7 separate regions of the Mus musculus genome follow, and regions 2, 3, 4, 5, 6 and 7 are each linked to region 1. A link is a loop called in an ENCODE intact Hi-C map of the cell type or tissue named here. Cell type or tissue: left cerebral cortex. All regions are shown on one strand. Region 1 holds the start of Gm31805 (a long non-coding RNA gene). Region 2 overlaps Cnot1 (CCR4-NOT transcription complex, subunit 1). Region 3 has its middle 13 kb from the start of Gm51586. Region 4 overlaps Cnot1 (CCR4-NOT transcription complex, subunit 1). Region 5 overlaps Ndrg4 (N-myc downstream regulated gene 4). Region 6 overlaps Setd6 (SET domain containing 6). Region 7 has its middle 25 kb from the start of Prss54.

What was found. Hi-C counts contacts between places; a loop is a spot of excess contacts. Peaks named below come from ENCODE experiments on the same cell type or tissue, not always from the same donor. Only the 100,000 strongest peaks of a DNase experiment are listed, where the experiment ranks them.
Region 2: a loop joins it to region 1, with 1.9 times the contacts of the local background. A loop is called at or near these places in 11 of 42 quality-filtered maps.
Region 3: a loop joins it to region 1, with 2.2 times the contacts of the local background. A loop is called at or near these places in 8 of 42 quality-filtered maps.
Region 4: it touches region 1 in a loop (5-fold over the local background); 9 of 42 quality-filtered maps call a loop at or near these places.
Region 5: it touches region 1 in a loop (6-fold over the local background); 15 of 42 quality-filtered maps call a loop at or near these places.
Region 6: a loop joins it to region 1, with 3 times the contacts of the local background. A loop is called at or near these places in 14 of 42 quality-filtered maps.
Region 7: it touches region 1 in a loop (2.4-fold over the local background); 16 of 42 quality-filtered maps call a loop at or near these places.

What each region holds. Positions count from the first base shown.
Region 1 is chr8:95,830,903-95,834,902 of GRCm38, reverse strand. It overlaps Gm31805 (a long non-coding RNA gene), which reads left to right and starts at 438. Exons shown (of 3, transcript XR_387949.4): 1 at 438-1,264; 2 at 2,312-2,896; 3 at 3,259-3,600. In left cerebral cortex, a CTCF peak has its summit at 2,058; a DNase peak (open chromatin) is centred at 2,064.
Region 2 is chr8:95,775,855-95,779,854 of GRCm38, reverse strand. All of the region lies in intron 2 of Cnot1 (CCR4-NOT transcription complex, subunit 1), which reads left to right. Among named protein-coding and RNA genes, the nearest start is that of Gm26265, 21 kb to the right of the region's middle. In left cerebral cortex, no CTCF peak of the experiment used is centred here; no DNase peak of the experiment used is centred here.
Region 3 is chr8:95,913,271-95,917,270 of GRCm38, reverse strand. No RefSeq gene overlaps it. Among named protein-coding and RNA genes, the nearest start is that of Gm51586, 13 kb to the right of the region's middle. In left cerebral cortex, CTCF peaks have their summits at 174 and 2,164 (motif pointing right); DNase peaks (open chromatin) are centred at 884 and 2,173.
Region 4 is chr8:95,757,508-95,761,507 of GRCm38, reverse strand. Cnot1 (CCR4-NOT transcription complex, subunit 1) reads left to right here. Exons shown (of 49, transcript NM_001372353.1): 14 at 66-185; 15 at 883-1,005; 16 at 1,258-1,409. Among named protein-coding and RNA genes, the nearest start is that of Gm26265, 2.4 kb to the right of the region's middle. In left cerebral cortex, CTCF peaks have their summits at 2,348 (motif pointing right) and 3,061 (motif pointing right); DNase peaks (open chromatin) are centred at 2,993 and 3,970.
Region 5 is chr8:95,711,719-95,715,718 of GRCm38, reverse strand. Ndrg4 (N-myc downstream regulated gene 4) reads right to left here. Exons shown (of 17, transcript NM_001372423.1): 16 at 3,356-3,394; 17 at 763-2,541. The coding sequence ends at 2,387. It also overlaps a transcript of Setd6 not described here. Among named protein-coding and RNA genes, the nearest start is that of Setd6, 2.2 kb to the left of the region's middle. In left cerebral cortex, a CTCF peak has its summit at 1,899 (motif pointing left); DNase peaks (open chromatin) are centred at 642, 1,246, 1,982, 2,614 and 1 more place; H3K4me3 peaks cover 390 bases; H3K27ac peaks cover 398 bases.
Region 6 is chr8:95,716,979-95,720,978 of GRCm38, reverse strand. Setd6 (SET domain containing 6) reads right to left here. Exons shown (of 7, transcript NM_001035123.4): 4 at 3,938-4,000; 5 at 2,878-3,058; 6 at 2,644-2,786; 7 at 1,972-2,503. The coding sequence ends at 2,198. Cnot1 (CCR4-NOT transcription complex, subunit 1) reads left to right here. Exons shown (of 49, transcript NM_001372353.1): 48 at 202-336; 49 at 494-2,048. The coding sequence ends at 572. Among named protein-coding and RNA genes, the nearest start is that of Setd6, 3.1 kb to the right of the region's middle. In left cerebral cortex, a CTCF peak has its summit at 1,504 (motif pointing right); DNase peaks (open chromatin) are centred at 1,483, 2,303, 2,945 and 3,982; H3K4me3 peaks cover 385 bases; H3K27ac peaks cover 1 bases.
Region 7 is chr8:95,598,157-95,602,156 of GRCm38, reverse strand. It overlaps the pseudogene Gm31518. Among named protein-coding and RNA genes, the nearest start is that of Prss54, 25 kb to the right of the region's middle. In left cerebral cortex, a CTCF peak has its summit at 2,086; DNase peaks (open chromatin) are centred at 675 and 2,087.

The DNA.
Region 1 (4,000 bases):
CTTTAGCACCACAGGATGGAGCAGAAATTTTTAACCAAAGGGTCTTTGAGGGTAGGGGTACATTCTGGCTTCAAATTAGAGCAGAAGCCGTAGGATCTGCCTAAGGAGTCCAGGAGGGCTTCCTTGAGAAGGTGGTCTAGCCCCCAACCCTTGAATAGAAATTCGCTAAATAGAGAGAGGTGGGGAGAACTTTCTAAGCAGTGAGCACTGTATACATGGAGGTCCTAAAGTAAGAGAACTACAGCTTAAAGAACTAACAAATGGGCTGGGAGATATGGCTCAGAGATTAAGAGCACTATCCATTCTTCCAGAGGTCCTGAGTTTGATCCCCAACAACCACACGATAGCTCATAACCTGATACCCTCTTCTGGCCTATAGGCACACATGCAGACAGAACACTGTATATATAGTAAGTAAATGAATAAAAACTAACACGTGTGTAGGTAAGCCATGCCTGGGTGTGGGGGAACAGCCGCAGTGAAGCTGGGACACTGTAGAGCCATCCGTTGCTCTCCTTAAGGATTAGTCTAGATGCCCTGTTTCTCCCTTTGCTGCTCCTCAGTCTCCAGAGAGGAAGCTAGTGAGGCAGAAGAGCTTGGGGTCTCCACTCCCTCTTGCCCTCAGGGCATGTTCTAAAGAATGAGTTTTCTCCCCCTTGAACAGAGAAGGTAGAATGCTAACACTCAGGCCTGCTAATCCTACTCACCCACCCAATGCCTCACACTAGAATTGGCTTCCATCTTCATCAGGGTCTTCCCATGAGACCATAAACTATCTCAGTGGGGCAGTGTCTTCCCATGGATCAGACATCAGCCTGGTGCCTGACCCAGAGCAGCCAGCTGCTCAGCATCCGTTGGATTCTCACATTTTGCTAAAACTTTAGTGTGCATCAACTACATTTGTGTACACAGCTCTGAAGGAGCCAGGGCTCAGCAAGAGAAGTTAAATAGTTAGCCAGGGTTACACAGGGCAGGTCAGTGGAGCCAGACAGCATCCTTATCTTGTATAAGTCAACAAGGAACCCGAGTGCACTCTCGGCCAGCTCGATGACCTCTGACCCTCCAGAGCAAGCCCGCAGCTCTCAGCCCCCATTCAGGCGTGCACGTAGGACCTCAGAACCCTCCCATCTTCTCCCAGCCAATCCACATCAAGGGGTCGGCTCCTGCTGGCTGGGGGCCGGGTCAAGGTCTTCACTTCCCAGGGCTTTTTTATCTAAAAGGAACGAAGTCAACTGACCTCATTTGCATAACTGGCTGGACAAAGGTGAGTCGTTGGGACAATGCCTGAGGGCTGGAGATATCCTGCATCCATAGAGGCACTGACCCGGAGTGGGAGGGACAGGGGAGGGAGACACGTCGCAGGCTGGGACTGACGCGAAACAGGACCGGAGTGGGGGTGGGGGATGGGATGAGGGACAACCATGGGATGGGACAGACAAAAGAAAAAAGGAAGAAATGGAAAAAGTAGGCCACGTTTCTTTCTGTTTTGTCTCAGGAAGATGCACGCCTGAGTATCCATTCCCAAGGCCTGTTGGATTTGGGACTCTTTCTTGCACTGAAATATGCAAATAAGTCATAAGTAAAAAGCCACCTGGGCTCTCTAGGCTATTTCTGACTCAGCAAGTCTGAAGTGTGTGTGTGTGTGGGGGGGGGGGGGACACACGCCTAACACTCCCATGAGGCAATGCTTCTTCTGCTCTTGAGAACACTGAACAACAGAGGGCTTGAATCTTGGGCCTCAGACGTGAAGTGATTCCCAAAGATAGCTCTTTCCCTGCGAGAATTTAGGGAATTAATTCATTTCTCTGAGCCTCCTGTTGCTGAGCTATGGCGGGGTTGGGGAGGGTGTGCCACCTTATAGGTAAAGACATTTGAAATATGAGAGAGTAGCCTAGGGTGAGTTCCAGGGTAGCCAGGGCTACACAGAGAAACCCTGTCTCGAAAAAACCAAAAAGAAAGAAAGAAATAGGAAAGACTAATTCATGTAGAATGCCTGGCAGATAGATAATGTGTTTTCCTGTTCCTCTGCATGGAAGCGGGCAACTGCAGTTTCTCTTTAGGACGGTAGAGGTCGCCCTTGCATAAATTCTGCTTACGGAGTTGGTGAGTTGTTCTCAGGGAGACTCCAGGTCTGTGAGTCAGTCGAGTCCGTGGTGATTTCTATGTTGTGTGGTACACCTGAGTGACACCCTTATATTAGGGCAGGGCCACCTCGAAGCCACAGATCCAGTCTGATGTGGAAATCAGACTCATCATGCAATTCCAGAGACTAATTGTGGAGGTGTAACGCGGATTCTCAATTTCTTCTCAGGAGGACACAGGCTCTCACCTTCGGGCTGAGACAAGTCCACCGGCCACTACCCCAGCCCCGGCCGCGAAGCAAGACTAACTTTGTAGTCTCAAGCGCCTCTGTGATCTACAGCTGAGAACGAGATGTTGTGGGTCGGTTTTGAAGTTCTGAGACAGTGTTATGCTGCAGCCCAGGCTGACCCTGATATGGAGGTCCTACTGCGCCAGTCTCAGTCAGTCCCAGAGTGTTGGGATTGCAGTTGGACCTCACCACGCCTGGCTGAGATTACAGTTTGTGTCACTTTCCTCACTGTCTTGTCTGTCCCCCACCCCCACCCCAATAATTCAGGTTCACAAGAATCCCCATCTAAGGCTCTGCCTCTAGCGAGGCCACCCAGGCCCTAAATCCCTTCATTCTTTTGTTTTTCCTTTTTAAAAATGTATTCTTCTTTCATGTAGTACATCCCAACACAATTCCCTTCTCCCCCCTCCTGCCAGTCTCCCCCTTTCCCATTCCTCCAAATTTACCCCCACCTTCGGAATTCTTTATTTCACACACAGTCCAGGAAATCCTGTGGCTCCTGAGGTTGACAGAAGGTGGGAAGAGGTAAGTCAGCATGGGTATGAGGGATGCCAACCCTGGACCATCAGGACCTCTCTCTCCCTCCTCTGTTGCTCTGAAAGGCGGGACAGCCAAGTTATAAACCCATACAAGAGATGGGGGATTGGGAAAACAAATGACTCTAACCTTCTGAAAGCATAAGCTGTCAAACTAAATACTTCCGTTTATAAGTTGTCTTGGCCATGATCTTTTTTTTTTTTTTTTTTGGTTTTTCGAGACAGGGTTTCTCTGTGTAGCCCTGGCTGTCCTGGAACTCACTCTGTAGACCAGGCTGGCCTCGAACTCAGAGATCCGCCTGCCTCCCGAGTGCTGGGATTAAAGGCGTGCCCCATGATGTGTTTTTACAGAAGTAGAAAAGTAAGACACAGACACGCGCAGAAAGAAGTGTTCGTGCTGGCATCGGTGACCCATTGTGACACTGGTGGATAGAATGACACCGTTGACAAAGACAAACACGACATCTACAGCTCGGAGATGAATTTATTTCTGGGTCAAAGGTAGAAGTTGGATTTGATCAGATGGCTCAGAAGCAGCGGCTCTCAACCTGTGGGGCTAGACCACCAGAAAATGTAGTTCTGGTAGTCTTGGGAACCGAGCCACCACTCAGTAGCAAAAGACAGCTATGAAGTAGCAATGAAAATGAATTTATAAACCGGGCGTGGTGGCGCACGCCTTTAATCCCAGCACTTGGGAGGCAGAGGCAGGCAGATTTCTCAGTTTGAAGCCAGCCTGGTCTACAGAGTGAGTTCCAAGACAGCCAGGGCTACACAGAGAAAGCCTGTCTCGAAAAACCAAAAAGAAAAAAAAAGAATAAGAAAATGAATTTATGGTTGGGAGATTCCTAAGACAATGGGAAATATGTGTTTTCTGATGGTCGTGACCTGCAGGTTGAGCAACGGCTGGTTCAGTGGGTAAATTTACCATACAAACCTGGTAATCTGAGTTCAAGCCCTGGAACCCATGCAAAGGAAGAAGAAAATTGACTCCACCACAAAGCTGGGCTGGAGAGATGGCTCAGCGGTTAAGAGCACCGACTGCTCTTCCAGAGGTCCTGAGTTCAAATCCCAGCAACCACATAGTGGCTGACAA
Region 2 (4,000 bases), 55 kb after region 1:
CAGTTACACAGTGTAAGGCGAACCAATACATGTGTGTTATTAAGAATCCATCACGTGTCCTTTCGCCACCTTGCTTTAACAGAACATCCTTTGACCTTTGTCTGCTTTAGTGAAACGTTCCTTCACCAGTCTGTCTTAGCCTTTTACCTGTGTCCATTTCAAGAAACACTCCCAAGTGTTTGCCCTAGCAAAACACCATCTAACATAATTGACTTTCCAAAAAATCCTTATGTTTCCACTTAAGTATCTAACATTCCAGATAAGATTACTCAAGCTGACCCCCCATTGCTCATAGCCATTTGAAATCATTACTAGCCAATGGAATTGTGCCAAGCTTATAACCTTTAGATGGTAGCTAATCATGTAGCTGCCAAATTGGAAAGCCCTTCACCCTGCTTGTAACCATGATAAAAAAGCATGGCCTTACCAGCTCCAGGCCTTCTATACCCATCCACTGTGTTGGAGAGGTTTGCAAACATCTGAGCTTAAAGACTTTACATTTTGCATCTGATTTTGAGGTCTTTGGGGAGTTCGTGATCTGGGAGGGAGTACCTCAGTGGGCCCTGCTAAGGACTTCTCCCGAAAATCAGTCATGTGACACACCTAATATAAAGAAGGTTTATTGGTGTGATGGGAAGGGGACGTGGAAAAGAGGGGTAGAGGTAGAGAAAGGCTGGTGATAGAGAAGAGCAGAAAGAGAGAGGAAAAGAGAAAGGGGGGGAGAGGCTCTTTGGGAACACATGGGGGAGAGGGCATAATGAGTGGTCTTCTCATATGCCTGAGTCCTGGCTTGTACCTGGCAGGGAGAGACACAAGCTGTTGCTACCTGTTGAGCGGAGCCTCAAGGGATTGCTAACACTTAGCAGTTTAAAAAAGTAATAGGAGCACATAGGCCTACACACACAATCACATATGTGAGGCCACAGGACAACTTACAAGAGTCAGTTCTTTTTTGGCCTTGTAGGTGTTGGGGATTGAACTCATGGCCTCAGGCTTCATAGCAGCCATCCTTACCCTCTGAGCTATTGTTTTTTTTGGGGGGGTATGGCAGTTCAAGACAGAGTTTCTCTGTATAGCCCCGGTTGTCTTGGAACTCAATCTGTAGACCAGATTGGCATCAAACTCAGAAATCTGCCTGCCTCTGCCTCCATTGGGCACCACTGCTTGGCAACAAAGCCACCTTGCCACTTTTAACTTAAAAATTTTATATGAATATTTTTTCTTGTGTTTTGGTACTTTGAGCATGCCTGGGGACTTTGGAAGCTAGAAAAGATCATAGGAACCCTTGGAACTTGATGGCTGTTGGGGCTGGGAATTGAGCTTGGATCATCTGTTAAGACCATCCAGGGCTGCCTCTCCAGCCCCACTTGTTTTTTGTTTTTTGTTTTTTTTTTTGTTTTTGTTTTTTTTTTTTTAAAGATAAATCTGACTGTATTTTCCAACTGGTTATGCATGTGCACCTACTAAGCCTGCCCTACAAACTTGCATGGTTCTTTTTACTGCTCAGCTTGTTGAACTGGGCCTATGATACGGGTGAGGTTGTATTCCCTGGAATCTGGAAAGCAGGATATAACCTGTGTCAGTTCTGCAGGCTAGGGTGTAATGAAAACAGGGTGGGATGAGACTAAGACACCAGGTTTGCTGGGGAGCTGGAGTTCACTCCCAGTTAAACCCAGGTTAAGATTATATGGCCATTTCTAAGTCATATACCAAGGTACCACAGTGGGCTCAAAGGGCCCTGCTGGGGAAGGCTGCCACAGGAGGGTATATATTTAGACACTGAAATTCTGCAACTGAGGCAAATCCCGGAGAAGCTGGTTGTTGACTACCAGAAATTATTTGAAAGTGAGAATCTAGTGACACCAGCAGTGCCCTACATGTTTTGGTTGTATTATAGTTGGTTTATTCAGTTTTCCTTATAAGTTCTTGAGATCTAAGGATATCTATGTCTTATGTCTGACATTTAGTTAATGGTTAAATAAATCTGGTCAAATAAACATGTATGTTTGTGTGCATGAGTATGTGCACCTGTTGAGACCTGAGGGTCTCTATCAGATCTTGTAGAACTGAAGTTACAGGACTTGTGAGCTGTCATCTGTGTGCTGGAAACTGAACCCATGGTTCTCTACAAAATCAATAACTTGCTGATCCATTTCCTTAGTCATTTATTTTATGTGGTTTTGTTTCATGTCTTTTGAGATCAAGTTTTTCTGTATATTCTAAGATGGCCTTGAACTGGGATTGCTCCCATGTGTTACCATGTCTGGGTTTATTTGATTGCTGAGGCTTCACAATGTACACGGTTATTAAAACACATAAATGTTGTGTTTCCATTAGTGTTCTTGTACATAACCTCTTTTAACACCAGAGATTAGGTATTTAGACCTGGGATGATAGCAAGGATCTCTTTGTTGCCCCCTTGCTGATTTCCTTGGTGAAGGACGTAAGCAAGCTTCTTGCAAACCTGGAGACACACTCAGCACCATTTTATGAAATGAATGCTCTCCCTATTGTACAAGGAGACCAGGTATATTTTACTGTGGTTAGGTCTGACCAGGCCCCAGACTTTAATACGATGTTTTTCCTCTATAGTTTTACCTACTGACAGATGGAAAGATGGGATTTTACTGAAATTATTATATGCATTTACTAATCATGTCAACTAGTTGGTATCTCAATATCTTACAAATGAGAAAATAAATTTGCTTCCTAGGTGAGATTTTTTTGTGACATTATTCAAAGGTTAACATTGTAATCATTCTTTTAAAATTGTTTGGGGACCTGGCATGATGCTTTTATTGGAAAGGCTCTGGGGTTGGGTTCCTAATATCACACGGTGCTTCACAGCCATCTATAGTTCCCGTTTCCAGGAGATCTCGCACCCTCTTTGATCTCTCAGCATGAATGTGGTACATATACATTCATCCAGGGAAAGCACTCATAAAATAATTAACTCTGAAAAAAAAATTTGGGGGACCTTGTGATGGCTCCGTGATTAAAGGTGCTTGCAAAAAAGGTGGCGATCCCTTATGTAAGTGTAGAGGAAAGAACCAAAAAAATTAAAAAACAGTTATTTATGCCATTTTTACATGAATTCTCTATAGGGTCAGGTTGTATGTGTCACCCAGTGACTATGGTAGTTAGAGGACAGCTTGTAGGAGTTAGTTTTCTCTTTGTACCCGTTGGGCCCAGACATTGAACTTGCATTGCCAGGCTTGGTAGCAAGCATCTTACCTGCTGAGCTATCTTGCCAATTCAAAATAGCAGTGCTATTAAATCATGTAACATTCACATTTCTCCTGTTTGCTTTATGCAAAAGTTGGTGATGAGGGGTTTGGATTAGTGCCTTCAGGTAGACTCTAGGAGTTTGTGACTGCTAGACAAGTGCGCTGCCTTGACACTGCTTGAGCATGTATGCTCTGAGACAGGCGTGAAACTCTAGAGACATTTGCCCATCTTTGCTTCCCAAGTATTTTTTGTTTGCCATCTAGTTTTTACCAGATATTTTCTTATAATTTTGTAATTATTGTTACTAGTTATTTTTTAGCCATATGAATGTCCATATCAGGTCCCGGAGGATTAAGTAAGTACTTTTTGCACAATCTGAGAAGAATCAGTCTTGGTGGTATGGGTTGTAGTTTGTGTTTTTATAGCCCTGGCCCTGATGGGTGCTGCAGAGCTCATTGTCCAGTTGGTGTCAGTAGAAGATACCTGACATTGATGCCTGTCTTCTACACAATCAATAGACACTGTGTGTGTGTGTGTGTGTGCGCGCGTGCGCGCGCATAGTCACCCACACAGAGACAAGAGGGCCAACAAAATGGCTCAGCAGTAAACTGCTGCCAAATCTGATAACCTGAATTGGGTCCCCAGAGTCCTACATGGTAGGAGAAAACCAACCCTCACAAGCACTCTGGTTCACCCACACTCACTCAGTTCCCCCAAAGAAAAAAAGCACAAAAGAAGTCTGTGCTGTTAAAAGATCCTAAAGCCTGCCTGT
Region 3 (4,000 bases), 82 kb before region 1:
AATGGTGGAATGGTGGTGCACACCTTCAGCACTTAAAAGGCAAAGGCAGAGATCTCTGTGAGTTCAAGGCCAGTATAGCCTACTTAGTGAGTTCCCAGACAGCCATGGTTATGTAGAGAGACAAACAATAAAATAAATAGGGGCTGGTGAGATGGCTCAACAGATAAGAGCACCCGACTGTTCTTCTGAAGGTCCTGAGTTCAATTCCCAGCAACCACATGGTGGCTCACAACCATCCCTAACAAGATCTGGCGCCCTCTTCTGGAGTGTCTGAAGACAGCTACAGTGTACTTACATATAATAAATAAATAAATCTTTAAAAAAAAAAATAAAATAAAATAAAATAAATAAACAAATAAATTAATAATAACCCATAAATAAAGGTTTATACAGAATGTATGCGATATAAACTTAAGAAATTACTAAAATTAAATACACAAAAAGGTTTGGAAGTCAATCTTATCTATTTTAATACGAGTCTTACTGAGCTGTGATTCAAATACACAGTTTTCTCACATAAAGTTCACAGTTCAACTGATTCAAGATTGCGGCGGCCGCAGGGACCCAGCGTCTGTGGGACCAATCTGAGGCGCCTGGGACACACACAGAGACTTTGCGAGCTGCAGTGCTGGGGGATGAGTGTGCAGAGCTGGAAGAATCTCTGGCACAACTTAAAACTTAGGTCTTCTATTAGGTCTTCTAAAACTTTTAGGGAAGATGCTTATTAAAAATGGTTTCACGGAATTGGGGGCGTTGGGATAGATGGAGGAGAGAAGCTGAACTAGCGGTGACAGGTTTGGAAGCATGGCCTCGGCAGGCAAAGGAGCATGTCTTGTGAGTAGGACTGTTCCTCGGGCTGCCAGAAGGCTCAGGCTACCAATGGGCCCGCCTTGCTCAGTTGCCACCTGGCAGACTCCGCCTACCACACTGAGCCATCTCTGCTGCAGCCGCTTGCGCTGTTTGCCATGCTAGGGGTGGGAGGTGCTGTCCTGTGAACTGTGATACGGCTGTGCCCGGAGCACTGGCAGGGCAGCAGTTGCTGAAAGGAGGGTGGCAGACAGCAGCCTGGAGCTACAGCAGGAACTACCTCTAAACCATGCTGTCAATCTGACTCTGAGCAACAAGCTATCCAAGATGAAGAGCTGTCTATTTGCTGGATTAAGCCTCCTCCGAAGACTTCCGTGGCCCGCGCTGCCATTGGAGGCCGTTTTGCTGTTCATGATCCGAGCAGCCACCAGCTATTTTAGACAAGGAAACGTATTCCCTGCAGGAGTATCAGTGACTGCAGACTTATAATTGGGAATGAGAGACATCGAAGGCTTCTGTGACAATCTCTCACACCCCACCCCACCCCCAAAAAGAAACAGTCCAGACAGGAAGCTAGAAAAAGAAGTCCTTAAAAATTGTGATAAAGGGGTCTGGGGAGATGGCTCAGTGGTTAAGAACACTGACTGTTCTTCCAAAGGTCCTAAGTTTAATTCCCAGCAACCACATAATGGCTCACAACCATCTGTAAAGGGATCTGATGCCCTCTTCTGGTGTGTCTGAAGACAGCTACAGTGTACTCACATACATAAAATAAATCTTTAGAAAAAAAAATTGTGATAAAGATGCTCCTCAGAGTTGATGGCTTCTGACAAGGGTGGGGGCTGGGGGGAGGATTCATTTTCTTTAAGGGCTGACCACTGGGAGTTTGGCCATACTCCAATAAGTTTATGGGCAACACAAATTGGACTTTGTGTATTTGGGCTGGGGGAGGAGGATGGGAGGGGGTGGACACAAGGTTGGGTGGACCTGGGAGGAATGGGAAGTGAGTGTGATCAGGGTGCATTGTAAGAAATTCCAAAATAATTAATAAAAACACCATGTTAGTAAAAAATAAATAAAGTTCACAGTTCAATCTGGAGATAGCTCTGTGGTAGTGCACTTTGATGGTAATGCACTTTGATGGTAATGCACTTAGGTTCACTCTCCGGTACCACAAATGATATTAGCGAGAATAATAATCATGGACAATTTAAATGTTTTAGCTTATTCACAAATTTATGCAACTATCACCACTAGCAATTTAAGACATACAGTGTTGGAAGCTAACCTGGGCTACAGGACCTCGCAGACACCACAGCCTATGGAAAACTCAGTAGTCCTATGGGGCGCGATCTGAAACATGACCACCAGATGGCAGCCTCTGCCTACAGATGCTACAAACCAAGCATGTAGCAAGTTTAAGGAAAGATAGAAGAATCCCTAAGTCCATCCCATAATCAGCCTCCAAACGGTGACACCATTGCACACGCTAGCAAGATTCTGCTGAAAGGACCCAGATATAGCTGTCTCCTGTGAGGCTATGCTGGGGCCTAGCAAACACAGAAGTGGATGCTCACAGTCAGCTATTGGATGGATCACAGGGCCCCCAATGGAGGAGCTAGAGAAAATACCCAAGGAGCTAAAGGGGTCTGCAACCCTATAGGTGGAACAACAATATGAACTAACCAGTACCCCCTGGAGCTCGTGTCTCTAGCTGCATATGTATCAGAAGATGGCCTAGTCGGTCATCACTGGAAAGAGAGGCCCATTGGACATGCAAATTTTATCTGCCTCAGTACAGGGGAACGCCAGGGCCAAGAAGTGGGAGTGGGTGGGTAGGGGAATGGGGGGGTATGGGGGACTTTTGGGATAGCATTGGAAATGTAAATGAAGAAAATACCTAATAAAAAATAAAATTTAAAAAAAAAAGAATCCCTAAGACCAACCTCCTGCGGATAGGAGTGGCATTTGGCGCTGAGAGTGGCTCCTAATGGAGCTAGCCCTCTTCACCTACTAAAACTGTACTCATTCCTATCCCCATTCACTTAGAAATCCTGTTAATCGTAATACTTCTTTAAGATTTATTTTTAATTATGTGGGTATGAGTGCAAGATGTCTATGGAGGCCAGAGAAAGGCATCAGGTTCCCTAGGGCTGGGGTTATAGAAGATTGCGACCAGACTAACGTGGATACTGAGAGCAGAATTCCTGTCCTCTTCAAGAGCAGCAAGCAGCAAGCTTCTCCAGCCCCTATAATACACAGGTATACAAGTATGGCTCTCCCTGTTTTGGTGCTGAGAATCCAACCCTGAGTTTTGTGCATTCTTAGCAGCTGCTCCAACGCTGAGCTACAACCTCAGTTCCGAGAGTCACTATCTCAAGCACATACACACACCACACCCAGGCCGCCCTCACTGAGAAAGGGCTAAGCACTGCCAAGTGCCAAGGCTCACACTGGCTCTGCCTCTGCATCCTTTCTCATAATCTAAACACAGGAGTAACCGGATGTGATGGCACACACCTGTAGTCCCACCCACACTGGGAGACTGAGGCAGGAAGTTCACAAGTTCAAAACCAGCCTGCACAGTGAGACCCTGCCTCAGAATAAAATGTGTGATTGGGCATAGAATTGTAGCAGAGCCTAGCCAACCACGTGTGAGGCCTCGGTTCAACCCCAGGCATCACAGAAAGGGAAAGCCATGGGGGAGGGGTGGGGGGTACTGTACATTAAGCAACACTTTCCTGTGTCAATCAGAGTGCCAAGGGGCAGGGTAGAACCCATGTGCCCTGTCTTAGTCAGGGTTTGTATTCCTGCACAAACATCATGACCAAGAAGCAAGTTGGGGAGGAAAGGGTTTATTCGGCTTACATTTCCATACTGCTGTTGATCACCAAAGAATGCAGGACTGGAACTCAAGCAGGTCAGAAAGCAGGAGCTGATGCAGAGGCCATGGAGGGATGTTCTTTACTGGCTTGCTCAGCCTGCTCTCTTATAGAACCCAAGACAACCAGCCCAGAGATGGTCCCACCCACAAGGGGCCTTGCCCCCTTGATCACTAATTGAGAAAATGCCTTACAGTTGGATCTCATGGAGGCATTTCCTCAACTGAAGCTCCTTTCTCTGTGATAACTCCAGCTGTGTCAAGTTGACACAAAACTAGCCAATACAACTGACCCCTTGTCAACTTGACACA
Region 4 (4,000 bases), 73 kb after region 1:
GGTAGGTGTAATAATACCAAATGGCTAACATGGTTCCTGTTTAATGTTCCCTCCTCTTTTCTTAGGGGCAGTCTCCATCAATTCGCCAACTTATAATGCATGCAATGGCAGAATGGTACATGAGAGGGGAGCAGTATGATCAGGCCAAATTGTCTCGAATACTTGACGTGGCCCAGGACTTGAAGGTGACTTCAGAGGGTCAACAGTGCTTTACTAAAATGGGTTAGGAATATTTACATGTAACTAGCTCATTTGAATTAAGATTTAGATGCTTAAACATTGAAAGGTAACAAGGAGAATAATTTTAGATAGGTAAGTCAGTCCTAAAGGCTGGTTTCGTTTGCTTGTTTGGTGGCATTCAGAATCAGGCACTTAGACATGGTAGGGAAGCACTCCAGCACCCAGCTGTATAACGAGTCTTGCAAGAGGTTTTTTTAAAGCAAGTGATGATTGGGCTTTGGTCATGAGTAATCTATAATCTATAATTTTGTCAAAAGTACGTTAATTTCAACTCCTTTGCAAACTTGTTGCAGTATTCTGCTAGTTATCCAAGGTATTATTTATCACTGTTAATATAAGTGATATAATTGTGTTTAGATATCAGAAGCTTGCATGCAGATGCTAAAATTCGGGAAGGGACAGTATTTGTACCCTTGCTTTGCTCTTGATATTACTAACTAAAAAAGAGCCAAGTAGTTCACTTATGAAGGTAGGCATGAGTTGACCTTTTTAAATAAGGCTTTAATTCTAAATAGAGTACTCCCTTAAAAAACTGACCAAGCAAAGAGTAGATTTTTTTTTTAATAGACATGTTTTTAGGACAGGAATTAGAAAGTAGTACAAAGAAATGGCTATTACTGGACTTTGCACGTTTCTCTTTAGGCCCTGTCGATGCTGCTGAACGGCACTCCATTTGCTTTTGTCATTGACCTTGCTGCACTCGCTTCACGGCGGGAATACCTCAAACTTGACAAGTGGCTAACAGATAAGATAAGAGAGCATGGGGTAAGCAGTGTGCAGGAAATGTTCATTTCTTTCCAAAACTGGTATCTAAACTGTCTTAGAAAAAAAATAATATAAAAAGGATGTTAGGGAATTAAACTCATGACCTGGTACATGCTAGGCAATATCCCCACCCTCAAAAGTACCCCTTTTAAGATGATATCTAAAATGTTGGTCTTTGTAGATGGTAGTTAATTGTGTTTAGAAAGTTTTTAAAATAGATGTAAAATACACTGAAGTCTTTTCTTTTTTTAGGAGCCTTTTATACAAGCATGTATGACTTTTTTAAAGAGAAGGTGCCCTTCTATTTTGGGTGGACTTGCCCCAGAGAAAGATCAGCCCAAAAGTGCTCAACTTCCCGCTGAAACTCTGGCAACAATGTTGGCTTGTCTGCAGGCTTGTGCAGGGTAAGAAGAATATGCTTGGGGCTACTTGGAAATTGCGTTATTACCGAGACACTCAGGAGGTAGACACTGATGGATCATTATGAATTTTGAGGCCAGTTTATTTTAGTCTTGATTGAATTCATGACCTGCCAGGTATGTGGAAAGGCACTGTCTTAATCAAGACAACCAATCAAAAATTATGTCTAATCACCATTGGTCCAAAAGTGACATTGTGAGACCAAGGGCAGGTGGCCACCCAAGGAGAGTAGTGAGACCTAGTCTTGAAAGAAAAGAAAATCTTATGGTTTTTAATCCCAGGGCATTACAGTGTTAACAGTGTGTTGTAGCACCACTCTTGAATGAGAATGTTGGCTTTCTTTGACCTATCTTCTTTAAAAAAGCCATGTTATATGGGTTTATTTATAGATTAATTCTTCTGTGAAATTACATAAATGACTTCTTATTGCTATACCATCCTGTCTTAATTAAATCACCCTTTTGATAAACACTGAAATTGCAGCTAATTAGGTGCCTTCCAACTTTTTTTTTTTAAGTTCCTTGAATTTTTATGAGACTTTCGAGGTCATTTGGTACATCCCTACAGAATAGCAGAGATGCTTTGGGAGTCACAGTTGATGTTTTTCATTGTTAGCTCATAGCAGGGCCTTGAAGAACTATTTTAAAACAAGTGATTGAGATTTTACTAGGAGTGATGTACAGATAAAAGTTTGTAGAAAACAGGTTAGGGGGTAAATTGTAGTCCTAATAAAATTAGAACCTTCAGTCCACGAATCTGGGATGTCTTTGTATTTTAGTTCTTTGATAATTTGATATTTTTGATGTACAAAACTTCTTTGCTGTTTGAAACAGTTTTTAAAGGTTTATTTATTTTTATGTATTTTTTATGAATATGAGTACACTGTAGCTATCTTTAGACACACCAACAGGGGGCATCAGATCCTATTACAGATAGTTGTGAGCCACCATGTGGTTGCTGGGAATTGAACTCGGGACCTCTGGAAGAGAAGTCAGTGCTCTTAACCACTGAGCCATCTCTCCAGCTTTGTTTGAAATAATTTTATTTAAAAAATTATATTTATTGCTGGATATTTTATACAAGATTGTGTTATCTGTAAATGTAGATAGCTTTCTGACAAATCCCCACCCCCCTTTTTTTTCCTTCCTGAGGCAGGGTTTGTCTGTATATACCTGGCTGTCCTGGAGCTAACTCTATAGAGCAGGCAGGCTTCAAACTCAGAAATCCACCTGTCTCTGCCTCCCAAATGCTGGGATTAAAGGTGCTTCCAAATCAATTTCTGATTTTATAATCTGGGTGTTTCTCATTTCTTTCTTTCTGCCTTTCCTTTTTTAGATTTTATTTATTTTTTATTTTATACACCAGTACTCTATCCGAATCTATGCCTACATGCTAGAAGATCCCATAACAGATGGCTGTGTGCCACCATGTGGTTGCTGGGACTCGAACTCAGGACCTCTGGAAGAGCAGACAGAGCTCTCAACCACTGAGCCATCTTCCCGGCCCAGTGTTTCTCCTTTCTTTTTCCTTCCTTCCTTCCTTCCTTCCTTCCTTCCTTCCTTCCTTCCTTCCTTCCTTCCTGATTTATTTTATGCATATGAGTATACTGTAGCTGTTTTCAGACACACCAGAAGAGGGCACCAGATCCCATCACAGTCATGAGCCTCCATGTGGTTGCTTAGAAGCTCTGGAAGAGCAGTCAGTGCCCTTAACTACTGAGCCACCTCCCGCCCACCCCCCACCCCCCCTTTTTTTATTATTTTTCTTAAATGGTAGGAATTCTTGTCCTGTTCCTGATTTTGGACAAAGTGTCAAGTCCTTTATGGTCTTGATACCTGTGGGGTTTCATAGGTTTCGTTGTTCAGGATAAATTCCCTCTGCCTTTTAGGCTTTTTTTGGAGGAGGAGGTCTTATTTTTCCTTTGTGGCATTTGCATAAAGTCTCAACTATTTTTCACTGACTGACTTCTAACTACTAAAGCAATTCTTTTGCCTTAACCTCCTGAGTCTGAGGATTACTGTCCTAGTTTATGTGGTTATTATGAAAGCGTTTGGTCAAAAGATCTTTGTGCTGTTTGATAACATTGTCAAATGATTTTTGTTTTTATTCTTGTAGTATGTGATCTCTTATGTTAGTAAGATTGTGGAAGTGAGCTTTTGAATCTTAATATTAAGATCATATGGTAGTTCTGTATTTTCAGTATGCTATTGATGGTTATTACTGTTATCATTTTAAAGAATCAAGGTCTTGCTATGTCAGCTTGGATTTAAGCAGTATATTGGCTTGAGACCCTTGACTGCTAGAGCTTTTATTTAGGCTTGTTTTGCTCCCATTCCCCAATGACCACTAGTTAAAAAAGAAAAAAAAATCTTTTATTCAGTAGCTGAAATGTCTTAGACAAGATACAGTTTTTGCCAGAAGTTTTGAAGATAACCTAGTGTTGAGAAAATCATGTTGGTAAGTGGCAGATGCGAGGGGGTGGTGGACAGTTGTAGGCCTGTGCTGCAGAGCATGGTTTTTGTTGATCAGAGTGGTCTCTTTAGGCATTCTGGGAAATAGCAAGTATATCTCACTT
Region 5 (4,000 bases), 120 kb after region 1:
TCATTTCACTGACTGATTGATTAGTCCGTTTACACCTGGGTTTGAAGTGGCCTTAAGGGTTTCCACATTACACACACACATACGCACGAGACAGACAGACAGACGAGAGACAGAGACAGAGAGGAGAGAGAAGAGAAAAGAGAGAGAAGAGAGAGACAGAGAGAGAAGACAGAGAGAGACAGAGAGAGACGCTGGAAGTAATATAAGGTGAATGAATGATAGCACAAACGGTAACATGGAGAATTCAGTAGTTTAGTTTCAGTACCTGGAAGGTTGAGGGGGGTTTGTGGTTTACTGGGAGTTTCTGGCAAGCCAGACAACAGAGTGACACCATGTCCCAAAACAACTAAAACCAAGCAAATAGTGTTGTGCCCTTGCTTTGAAGCGGTCTTTCTTGCTGGCTAAACTTTCTGCTCAGCTGTGAAATAGAGTTAGTATCAGGACTGGTAAAATTATATCTCAGTCAGAGTATATAGCCGCTTGGTAGAACCTTGACCATCATGTATAAACACCCTGGTTCAATCTCTTATCACCCTAAGAGGAAAAAAAAAATTAAGCAGGGTGGCCTACATAATTCTAACACCCATGACGCTGAAGTAGGATTGCTGAGTATTCAAGACCAGCCTGGGCTACAGAAAGATTGCTCAACCCTCCCCCAACCAAATGTGTCTAACAGGCACTATCCTCCAACTATCAGCGCCCTGGGGCAGCCAGGCAGCCTAAACAGTTGAGCCTTCCCTGTGATAGGAAACACGACACACGTAGACTTAATTTCTTTATTAGTTTTTCTGCACAGTTAACTTTCTATATCAAGGATTTTTGTTTTGCATTTTGTAATCTCAAAGTCTCTTTATCAGCCACCAAACAGAATACACAAAATTAGGCTCTTAACTTTGTACAGAGAGGAAAATAATGAACTCCATTAAAAGTTCATCTTGACCAAAGAGAAGACAACTACCAATGGGAAACCACATACAGGAAGGAGGACCTGATATACATACATATATATATATATATAATGTATAGGTATTTATAGATATCTTAAGAACACAGCAAAAAGATGTCCAATACTTGGAGTGCTATCTACAGTAAGGGATTAGTTCTACCACCTCTAAACAGTCACATTCAGTATTCACGGAAGCACGTGAGTGAACTGAACCGGGGATAGGAAACACTCCACTGGACTCCAGAGCAGTCTAGAAATGGCTTACAGTTACAGAAAGGGGCGGCATGTGCCACAGATAAATGGATGTGGGTGTCCTCTTGCCTCAGAACACCCATACAATACCACATACATCATCCCCACTCCCCATATACACACTTAGTGCTTTCTCTCCTCTCTGGGGATGAGAGCAGATGAAACCAATGGCCAGGCTGTGAGCGCCTACTTGGTGAGATGGCGGGCATAGTTGTGGGCTGTAGGAGGCATGGAACCTTTGTTTGAGGATGGCCCATTTCCCACCCAAGGGCCAGGCAATCTCCAGCCCCTCCAGCAAGCAGAGGTCATTGTATCTTCCCATCTGTGTCTTTCTAACAAGCTCACTTCTCAAGTATTGTCTGTGACACACTGGCCCAAGTTGACCAGGGCACTGTGACAAATACTTGGTGAAATCTGGGACAAGAGGGACCTACAGTACCTGCCAGCTTCCAAAGGGATGGGTAATCATGAAGTTCTCAGGGGCTACACACAGCATACACAGCAATCAACATTTTAACCTCTGCCAACAGGGACAAGAGACCAGGTGACCTTTGCCTCAGGGTGGGACAAGGCCCTGTGGTGGCAGGGTATGGGGGTTCCTGCCCCCATGTCAGGGTTCTCCATATTCTTCAGCCTGGCTGGCCTTACACCACCTGTCCTGCCCAGAGAGCACCAGGAAAATGGCTGTCTGTCTAGAGCGCCCTCTTGTGGCTACCATCCTCATGACTGTCACTTCTACTATTAGAATAGGTGTGCTTGATGCAAGGGTTACAGGAAAGGGACACTCTTAAGGTCCAAGGCTGCCCACTGGTCTGACTCCCACTCACATCAGAGCTTTAGCTCACTACCCACCATCTTCAAACCTCACATCTGCCAGATCCAGGGGCTGGGCTGGGCTTTCTTCAGTACTGTATCTAACTATCCTGGCCACGCCCCAGCTGGGCAGAGGGGAGGGGCCACACTGAGTGAGACAGGAGTGTGTAAGGCGAGCCCCTCACACCATCTAAGACTGTTGTGCTGTGCTGTCCCAAGGTGGATCCCCTCATTTCTTTTTAAATAAAAGAGAAGTAACCCCATTTCCTCCCCTTCACTCTCACAAAAATAAAACTAAAGGGAAGATGAGCCGGTGCAGAGATGGCAGTGGGACCTGGGGGCAGGTAAGCGGGCATCATGGGCAGGACGAGGGCTTCAGCAGGACACCTCCATGGTGTGGTTGACCTGGCCCATCCCCTCACTGCTGTCTGAGTGGGCGCAGGGCTGAGGGCGGCTGCCGTCCACGGAACTGGCGCTGGTGAGGGACGCGGTACGTGAGCGTGCGAGGCGGGTCATGCTGGCTGAGGGCACTATGGACAAGAACAGAGGGTCCTGAGGACAGGCAAGGTGGGTACCGGCCGGTGGGAAAAAAAAAACAACACAAGCAAAGCGGCCAGTGACACCCAGTCTTGCCACACGCAGAGGATTCTGGCACTGGCTATACCAGGCCAAGGCATGCAGGACCAGTCAGCAACGGTGAGCAGGCCAGGCTAATGGGCTACAGCCAGCAGGTGCCTAGGTCCCAGCAGCTACCCAGAGCTATGTATGGTCAGAGCAGGGCAGGTGCTTATAGGCACCCTGACCTGGGATAGAGAGACGCTCTGTGGCCAACTAGACCTGCATCCAAAAAGTGACAGGGGTGGGGTAGCGTGGGTGGAGGGGGGGCAGGATTGCTTCTGTGAAGGCAATCAGCCACAGACTGCCTGAATCTTGCTTCTACTACTGTAGGTAAGGCCAGTCCACCTAGAGGCTGGGCAGGGGGCAGACAATGTCTGCAAGGCAAACCTAGCACTGTTGTGTTTGCAGGCTCTGCTTCTAACTCCCAAAGCTCTGGAAGCCCCACAGCCCACGGCAACCTAGAAACAAGACGGCTGCTCTGAGACCAGCCAGTGTGTCAGGTCCCACACGGGACGGAGCCCTCAGCAGACCAGGGTCTGTGGAAGAGCAGGGATCCTCCGGGGCTTTGAGCTGAGCATAACACAAGAAGGTTCCACACCACAGCAAGACATAGTGCAGCTGCAGCACTGCAGAGGAGCGGGGCGGGTTAGGGCGGGGCAGGGAGGGGCGGGGTGTCCATGCATCAGCAGACAGGCCATGGGCTATAGGCCATAGGCCATGGACTACCTGCTCCTCCACTCAGCCTTCGGTCCTTCAAGTGTGCAACTGAGAGAGAAGACAGCCAGAGAGGGCAAGGGTGGGGGAGACACAGAACACGGTGAAGAGTGGACCAGGCCCAGGGCACCGAGATGGGCCGAGATGGGACAGACAGACCAGAGAGGGCTAGCCTGGGGAAGCCCGCTGCTGCAACCCATCCAAACAGCAGCAAGGAAGCTGTCTGGGAATTCTCACTCTCCCTCTTCTGCAGCCCAGGCTGTGTGGCTCAGGCCCACGGAGGCCACGTCCTAGGCTAGTGCCCTTACCCCTCACTCTTCCAGACTGAGGAGGCCTGCACAACCTCCCAAAGCCCCTCTGACTCCTGGGATGCCTGGCGTAGTTCCCTTGAAGCCCAAGGACAAGGACACAACCGTTTCCTGGCTTCACAGATGTCTACCAAGCTCCAAGAGCTCATGGGGCCTAGCATGGCGTTCTGGTTGGTCCTCCCTGCCTACGTGTACCTCTCTTTGCTCTACCTCTCCCTGAAAGGCTGGCAGGGTGGAAGGATATCCTAGTTGCTGTCCTGAGGAGGTGCAAGCCCCAGAGGCTAAAGTATTTAGTAGGGGGTGGGAGGGCACCAAAGTGAGGGAGAGCAGTTTGCATCCTGGGAGTTGT
Region 6 (4,000 bases), 110 kb after region 1:
GCAAAGGCCTTAATCTTTGCCACCAGGAAACAAAAAAGTTTAAGAACAAAGATTTGGTACTAGCCAGCACTTGTCATGTAGGAAAAATTTCACCTATTTTCATATGCTAAATTCTGAGTGCATTCAGGGAAAGGGGCAATGAAGGCATAGTTGTGAATTTGTTTTTAATGTATTAACTAACTCTTCTATACCCCTTTTTAGGGTTCTCTTGGAACGGTTGATTGTAAATAGGCCACATCCTTGGGGTCTTCTTATCACCTTCATTGAGCTGATTAAAAACCCAGCATTTAAGTTCTGGAACCATGAATTTGTACACTGTGCCCCAGAGATTGAAAAGTGAGTTAAAATGTTAATTACCAAGCAGGGAGACAGAAAAGAATGTGTCTAATTTGGGTCTGTGAGTTAAAAGGGCAGTTATAGCTAATTCAGATTAAGAGATCTTTAGGCTTAAAGTTTGTTGTGAAGTTAATTGGTGCTTGTCTCCACTTCTTAGGTTATTTCAGTCTGTTGCACAGTGCTGCATGGGACAGAAGCAGGCTCAGCAAGTGATGGAGGGGACCGGTGCCAGTTAGATGAACTGTGTATATCCCTTGCAGATGCATCAGCCTTGGTCCGCTGAACCAAGTTCATAAACTGAAGATTCCTCCTGACTTTCCTAGCCCTTTGGTTCTCAGGGGTCTGCCCCACCAACTGCTGGGGTTGATCTCCTGTCTATGTGGGCAAGTTCCAAAGTTTAAATGCATTTTTTTTTTGACTCTTGGCCAAAATTTAGAAGATGCTGTGAATATCATTTTGAACTTGTGTAAATATATGAAAGAGAAAACTTTTGTCTGAAACTTCTTGGGTTTGTGTAAAGTGTGTACGTATGTAAACTACCTTGTAACAGGCAGTTGATGGCATGCTCTTGTCTCAAGCATAGCAGCATGTCTTCCGACATCCATGACATTCCAAAGATTAGCAAATACTGAATTCATGCAATTTTTTTTTAAAACGTAGCTAAGGAAGCTTACAAAGCCACATAAGTTATAAGTGTAGACTAGATAGACCAGGGGGTTCTGCTTGCCTCTGGAAAGGTAGTTGACCTGCTTTGGTGGTCCTAAGGGAGAACATACCCAAAGAGGAACATCTCTGGCCTGCGATTCTGCTTCACCTTGTTTAGGCTGTACAGCCTAGTTAAACAACAAAAGTCAAAAAGACTACTACAGCTGCTGCTTTTTATAAGGATCAGGATCGTAAATGTTCCGTGAACAGCTAGGCCCGTGTTATATTTTGTAGCCTTTGTAGTTTCTGGGCCTTAATCAGCTTTCATGTATGTGTGAAGACGGTAAACATTAAAGTCATGACATGCATATGAGTCCACTGTGCCTTTCTCAGTAGCAGCAGCAGCCAGTGCTGGTTGTAAACGTGGACAACCCAGCCAACTGGGAAATGTCACTTTAAAAAAAAAGATGTATTGATTTTATATATGTGAGTACACTGATGCTGTCTTCAGACGCACCAGAAGAGGGCATCAGCTCCCACTACAGATGGTTGTGAGCCACCATGTGGTTTCTGGGAATTGAACTCAGGACCTCTGGAAGAGCAGTCAGTGCTCTTTACCACTGAGCCATCTCTCCAGCCCAATAGTCACTTCTTAATGACCAGATTTTCCTGTTACTACTTGATTCTTTGGGAGTCCTGCTATTGCATAGTCCAGGCTAGCATCCCTTGCCTCACTGGGACATTACAACCATCCCCAGTAAGGACATTTTGTGTACCATTTCTGTGTCGACTGGAGGAAGCTGTTAGAGCAAGAAAATCTGTGTGGTTAAACTATATTTAAAAACTTGTGTGGGGGTTTTGTCTTGGTATGAGTATTTGGAAGAATTCCACTTCTAATTAATTTGTCCTTGAGAGGTGAGTTGTGATAAGACTGATGGTCCAGTAAGATGTCATACTTCACGGGAATGTGCTAAAGAAAGTTTGAACTTCTCAAAGTTGAACTCAGCCCATGTTTATTAAGTTCTAAAAAAATCTGATGGCATTAGTAAAAATAGCATGCTCCTAAATCTGCTGACATCAATCCAAACGTGCCGACATGTAAGTTTACTTTTTAGCTATTTTTCCTTTGATTCTAACTGCCAAATAGCAAAAGTCCCAAATTTCCCTCCTCTCCAAGCAACAGAACATGACCTTAAAAGGTTCTCAGGAAGCCTGCTTAATTTGTGAGTTCCAACACCCGATGTAAGATCATCTTCTGACCATAGCGGACCTGTAAGGCTTGTTGTTCGCGCCAGCTCAGCGTGGCATAGGCCTCCTTATTACTGAGTAAGTCCTGGTCTGTTTTTAAGTCTGTGGTGTAGGTCTGTAGGGTCAACAGAACACTGTTTCGAAGAAGCCGTTTCCATGATTCTTGGAGCTTGGGGATATCTGTGATTGCCAAACTGTCGTCTTCTGTCTCCTCCTCTCCCCATCCAGCCCGCTCTTTATAGTCTCTGAACTCCTCAGCAGGCATGCACAGTACCTACAAGAAATATGGGCCCTTTAGTTGCAATGTGCTACTGTGAGTTTCAAGACAACCATACCACTGTAGAAAGTTAGGTCCCTCCCCTTTCTTTGGTTTTATTCTAAATACCAGCAACCCATACCCTGTCAGTCCTGTACCTTCAGTGTGGTGGCTAGCTCCTCTTCAGTCAGCACCTCCTCACAACCTATCACAAAGGCTCCCTCTTCCCCTACCATCTCCTGTTTGCACAGGAAATCCCAGCGTTCACACACGAGCAGCTTTTCAGTTTCATCCTTTGTTCCTATAAAGTAATGGACGGAGAGAGCCGACATCAACCCCAGCAAGACAAGTGCAGTCAAGAGGTATACAGAACCTGGGATGGGCAGACGCACCCTGCAGTGCAGCATCTCGGACTGTCACCATCTGAATGTCAGCCGTGTCGTCTGTGTTGTTAGGATAGGGCTCAGCAAAACCATACATATGAATCAGTTGCCAGTTAGCCATTTGCCCATATGTGTTGAAGATTTCATGACCTTCAAGAATGGGCTGAGTAGCCACCATCCGGAGATAATCCTGGGTTAAAAGGATAAAGCTGGGACCACACCATAGCCCCCACCAGACCACTTCTCTCTTGGAAGAGCCTACTGAATGTGCGCTGAGGACACAGACCATTTGTCTACTGTTCAGTCCTGTATACTGAGGGGGTGAAACCAACTTTAGAGGTCAATTTAGTATATTAGGTGTATCTGCCTAGTTACCTACACAAGCTTTAAGAAAACCAAGCCTAGGCCTGGTGATAAACACTCAGTGCTCAGGAGACAAAACTCTTGAGTCTTGGGCTAGCTATATATATATATATATATATATATATACACATACACATACATACATACATACATACATACATACATACACACACATACATACACACCTGTCTCAAAAACAGAACAAGTTAATCCTCATGTCAAAATAGCAACGGAGGTAAAGAATAAGTGAAAGTCACATCTGCTTACACTGGAGAGCAAAGTTTGACATGTATAGACGAAAACTGGAAGCTATGGGCCTGGAACCTTGGATCCTGCCTCAGCCTCCTAAGATTACAGGTGTTAAGACGCTGCCAATATTTACATTACATAGACGTCTGTCTGCTCAAGTTTTCCTACAGAATCAACACTAAAGTGGGGCCTTTCTTACTATGCCTCTGGCCCATAAACATCCCACCTCCTAATAGCACTGAACTGCTGTTAATGCTCTCCACAGGGCCTGAGGTGACTTGGCAGAGCAGGCAGCTATTCTGGTGGACTTAGGGTGTGTCCACACCATCTCAGTTGATATCAAAAGTACACCGGAGAGTAGCTAGTCTCACCGCATTTTCACGATTAGTAGGAAACTGGAGCCCAGTGATTTGATTTGTAATGCACACCACCTGACCAGGGATAGGGGTCCACTCACTGCCGAGTACTCTAGATTGGCATTATGATTGGCTATGTGGTTTAGTATGTCTGCAGCAGGCAC
Region 7 (4,000 bases), 230 kb after region 1:
CTCTTTTCCCCCAAAGTATATGAATACAGTAAAGAAAAATAAGAACTCCAAGAGTTTGGGAGGTTCCCTAAAGGAGGAATACCTTAATTTACTTTAGACTCAATTATATTCCAAATGCATCAAATATTTAAATATAATGAAACCATTAAAATGTTTGAGATATGCAGTAAAACGATGCTCCTTACTGATTTTGTCTTGGTGGGGACCTCCGCCAGGGCCTCATGCTTACAGCTCATCCTCGCCATCGCCATCAGCCACACCCGCAGCCACTTAAAGGAGGCTTTTCAAATATTGAAGTGCAGAAGAATTTTTTTTCTGAGCTACACAAGGAACTTTAAAGATAAAAGTTGGATAAATGTTACCAGATAATGATTAAAATATATTGCCCAAGCAAACCAAAATCAGTACCTTATGATATAAATCACAAATTAGGACAAATAACACGCCATCTTTTCTTCTTGAAAAATTGAGGTGAAAAACTGTGTTGTCACTGAACTGAGAATCCTCCCATCTTAGCTCTCGAAGTATCTGGGATTACAGATGTGTATGTACCACCAACATCAGCTTGCAGTTCAACTTCTTGTCACCGACGGTGGGCGGCGTTGCTGCCATGCCGCGGTCGCCGGTTGCCATGTGTGCGCATGCGTATGAGTGCAGGCTCAGCCATGCTACAGCATGTCTGAAGACGTCAAAGGACAACTAAGCTGGCTTTTGCGGTGTGGGATGCAGTGGCCAAAACTCCACATTAAAACCCATACCAGCTGCTCTTGGCCCCAGCCGTGCCGCCACAGGTGAGGCAGGAGTCAGTCCCTCTGCTTCTGGAAAAGGAGAGTTAACCCATCTCAGCTCTATCTATATTTCAGGCTCCCAAATGCTCCCTGGTATTTGCTTTACTAGGTAGCACAGGGCTAGAATGGAGTCACTTTGAGAAAGGTAAGAAAACAAGAGAAAGCACCCCCAAGAAGCCACGGGGTTGTCCACATGCCAGTCAGGTGGAGATTAAAGTCTTCGTGTGTGTGTGTGTGTGTGTGTGTGTGTGTGTGTGTAATCTAAGTAGTCAAATGTGTATTGTTCTCAGGAGACAGACTCATCCTCTCCAGATGTTTTCTCTTGTCTCCTCCTGCCCCACGAGTCATGGCTTTCCAATATACGCAATGACAACTGTTTTTCACCGTGCGGAAGGAAAAAATATAAATAAACTGTCACCTGTGGAAAGGGCTGTGTGCTGGCTAGTCTTCTGTCTGAAAGCTTGCCATTACAGTTGTCTGCTATGAAACTTGAACGTCTTTGAACTTCATTGAGAATACTAGCTTACAAATGTTAACTTAGGAGTACACACTTCAGTGAAGCAAAGCTTAATTAAATGCCACGTCTGCCAAGGGCTTTCTCTTCACCGACTTAATTTGTTTCTCTAGATATTTGGCATCTAATGTCTTGCTGCCTTTCTGGGACACCAGGGTGTCTAATTTTTAGAGGGTTGGTGCGTGTAGCAACAGAGAATTCTACAAAATGAAATCTTACCTTTGAGCCCAATACAAAAGCAGACGCTGGGCCTGGAAAAGGGTCCCACACAGGCTTGCTCAGTCTGCAAGAGGTTGTGAGGGAAGCCACATGCAGCAGGAAGGCCCCAGCTAGGAGAAATCATGTTCTAGGCTCTGCCGTCCAGGGATGGTCACGGCCGCACAGATGTTTTCTCCCTAGGTCAGTCTGATCTGATAATTATTTTCACAGGGGAGGCTGCCACAGCCTTACTAGAAAGGAGGCAAATGGAAACCATCTGACACCAGGGAAGAGAAGAAAAAACATTGAGAAATCAGCCAGTGAACAAAAGCTCTCCTTCTGTTTCTTTTTCACTGTTAAAAACGGGGACCAGATGCTTTGAGCATCTCTCTCTAATCTAATCTATATAATCTATCTATCTATCTATCTATCTATCTATCTATCTATCTATCTATCTATCTATCTATCTATCTATCTATCTATCTAAATAGCGGCTTCTTTGCTATGGATGAAGGTAGAAGCTAGGCTGCCCCTTGGAGAAGACTTGGAATGTTGTGGGCAACATCGCCTCCTACCGTCCAAAATGATCATTGCAGCAAACTCCAGCGCAGTCTCTAAAGCAGAGACCCCCAGTGAACTGAAGGAATGGCTAAGCTGCAGAACCGAGGACTCCGTGAAAGAGCAGGTGACAACGTGCTTCTCCCATCTTCGTTGTTTGTCCAGAGTTTTTGTAACAACTTGAGTAGGATTTGCAGCGTGAACAGGACTCTTCGCTTACAACGTTATTTACTCTTTACCGCTGACAGATGGACAGCTTCTTAATCACCGAGCTTCGCACTGGAACACCGGAGACGTGGACTGAACAGAAGCCAGATGCCCAGACTCGCACCCAACATCTGACTCCCCTGAGTCACAAATCACAGCCAAAATCTTGGGGTTCTATAATGGGTTTATTGTTTGTTTGTTTTGAGACATAGTCTCACTACATTCTCTGGCTGTCCTGGAACTCTCTATGTAGATGAGGCTGGCTCCGAACTCACTAAAATAATCTCCTCAGTGTTGGGATTAAAGGCCTGTGCCACCACACTCAGGTGAGTGCAATTTTCTTGAATCTTTGTTTTTGTTTTTTTGTTTTTTTGTTTTTTAGTTTTTTGGTTTTTTTGGTTTTTTGGTTTTGTTTTTGTGTGACCAAGTACTCCAAAGCAGACCACATCCCTCACTTGGGAGTACCATGATGTTTAGAACAACCAGGACAAACAGCCAACCAGTCAACTCTAGAATCAGCTGAATTTCTTGGGTGCTACTGTCTTTAGCTCCTGTCAGGCCCAGGAGAAGCTATGCTCTAACCCGCCCAAGGGAGTAAGACTGCAGGAGAGATTCAGCTGCCTCCAGAGCAGTTCCTTCTGAGACAGGCTATGTAGCCTAGTGCTTCAAAATGAGCTATTTTAGGGGGTTGGAAAAGCTGGAGTTTCCTCTTCTTTCCTAGTCTGTAAATCAGGAAAAATGAGGAGATGGGCTAGTCTCATGACAATATTTTATACCTCACAGAGATACCCAGATATGTCTGTTAAAATTCAACCACACGGGCTGGTGAGATGGCTCAGTGGGTAAGAGCACCCGACTGCTCTTCCGAAGGTCCGAAGTTCAAATCCCAGCAACCACATGGTGGCTCACAACCATCCGTAACGAGATCTGACGCCCTCTTCTGGAGTGTCTGAGGACAGCTACAGTGTACTTACATATAATAAATAAATAAATAAATCTTTAAAAAAAAAAAAAAAAAATTCAACCACACATTCATAGTTATAGCCAAATTGTTTCTTTTACTTTTTTTTTTTTTTTTGCTTTTAAAGATGTGTTTGGTTTTTTTCTTTTTTTCTTTTTTGTTTTTTTAGATTTTATTTATTTATTTTATATATGTGGTGAGTACATTGTAACTGTCTTCAGACACACCAGAAGAGGGCATCGGATCTCATTACAGATGGTTGTGAGCCACCATATGGTTGCTGGGAATTGAACTCAGGACCTCTGGAAGAGCAGTCAGTGCTCTTAACCTCTGAGCCATCTCTCCAGCCCCCGTGTTTGTTTGTTTATGTGAGTACACTGTCACTCTCTTCAGACACACAAGAAGAGGACATGGGATCCTATTACTGACGGTTGTGAGCCACCATGTGGTTGCTGGGAATTGAACTCAGGACCTCTGGAAGAGCGAGTCAGTGCTCTTAAGTGGCGAGCCATCTCTCCAGCCCCCAAATCATTTCTTACTCCACAGGTTTTGTTGAATTATACCTTGATTTTTGAAAATAAAATGGCCAATCTTGTTTTAGTTAAATTAGCTTATCTTGGATTGGAATTACAGTTTGTTGTGAGCCGCCATGTGGGTGCTGAGAATCGAACCTGGGTCCTCTGGAAGAGCAACCATTACTTTTAATCACCGAATCATCTCTCCGGCCCCCAAGCTTGGGGGTTAAATTTTATGATGGTAAAATGTTCACAACAT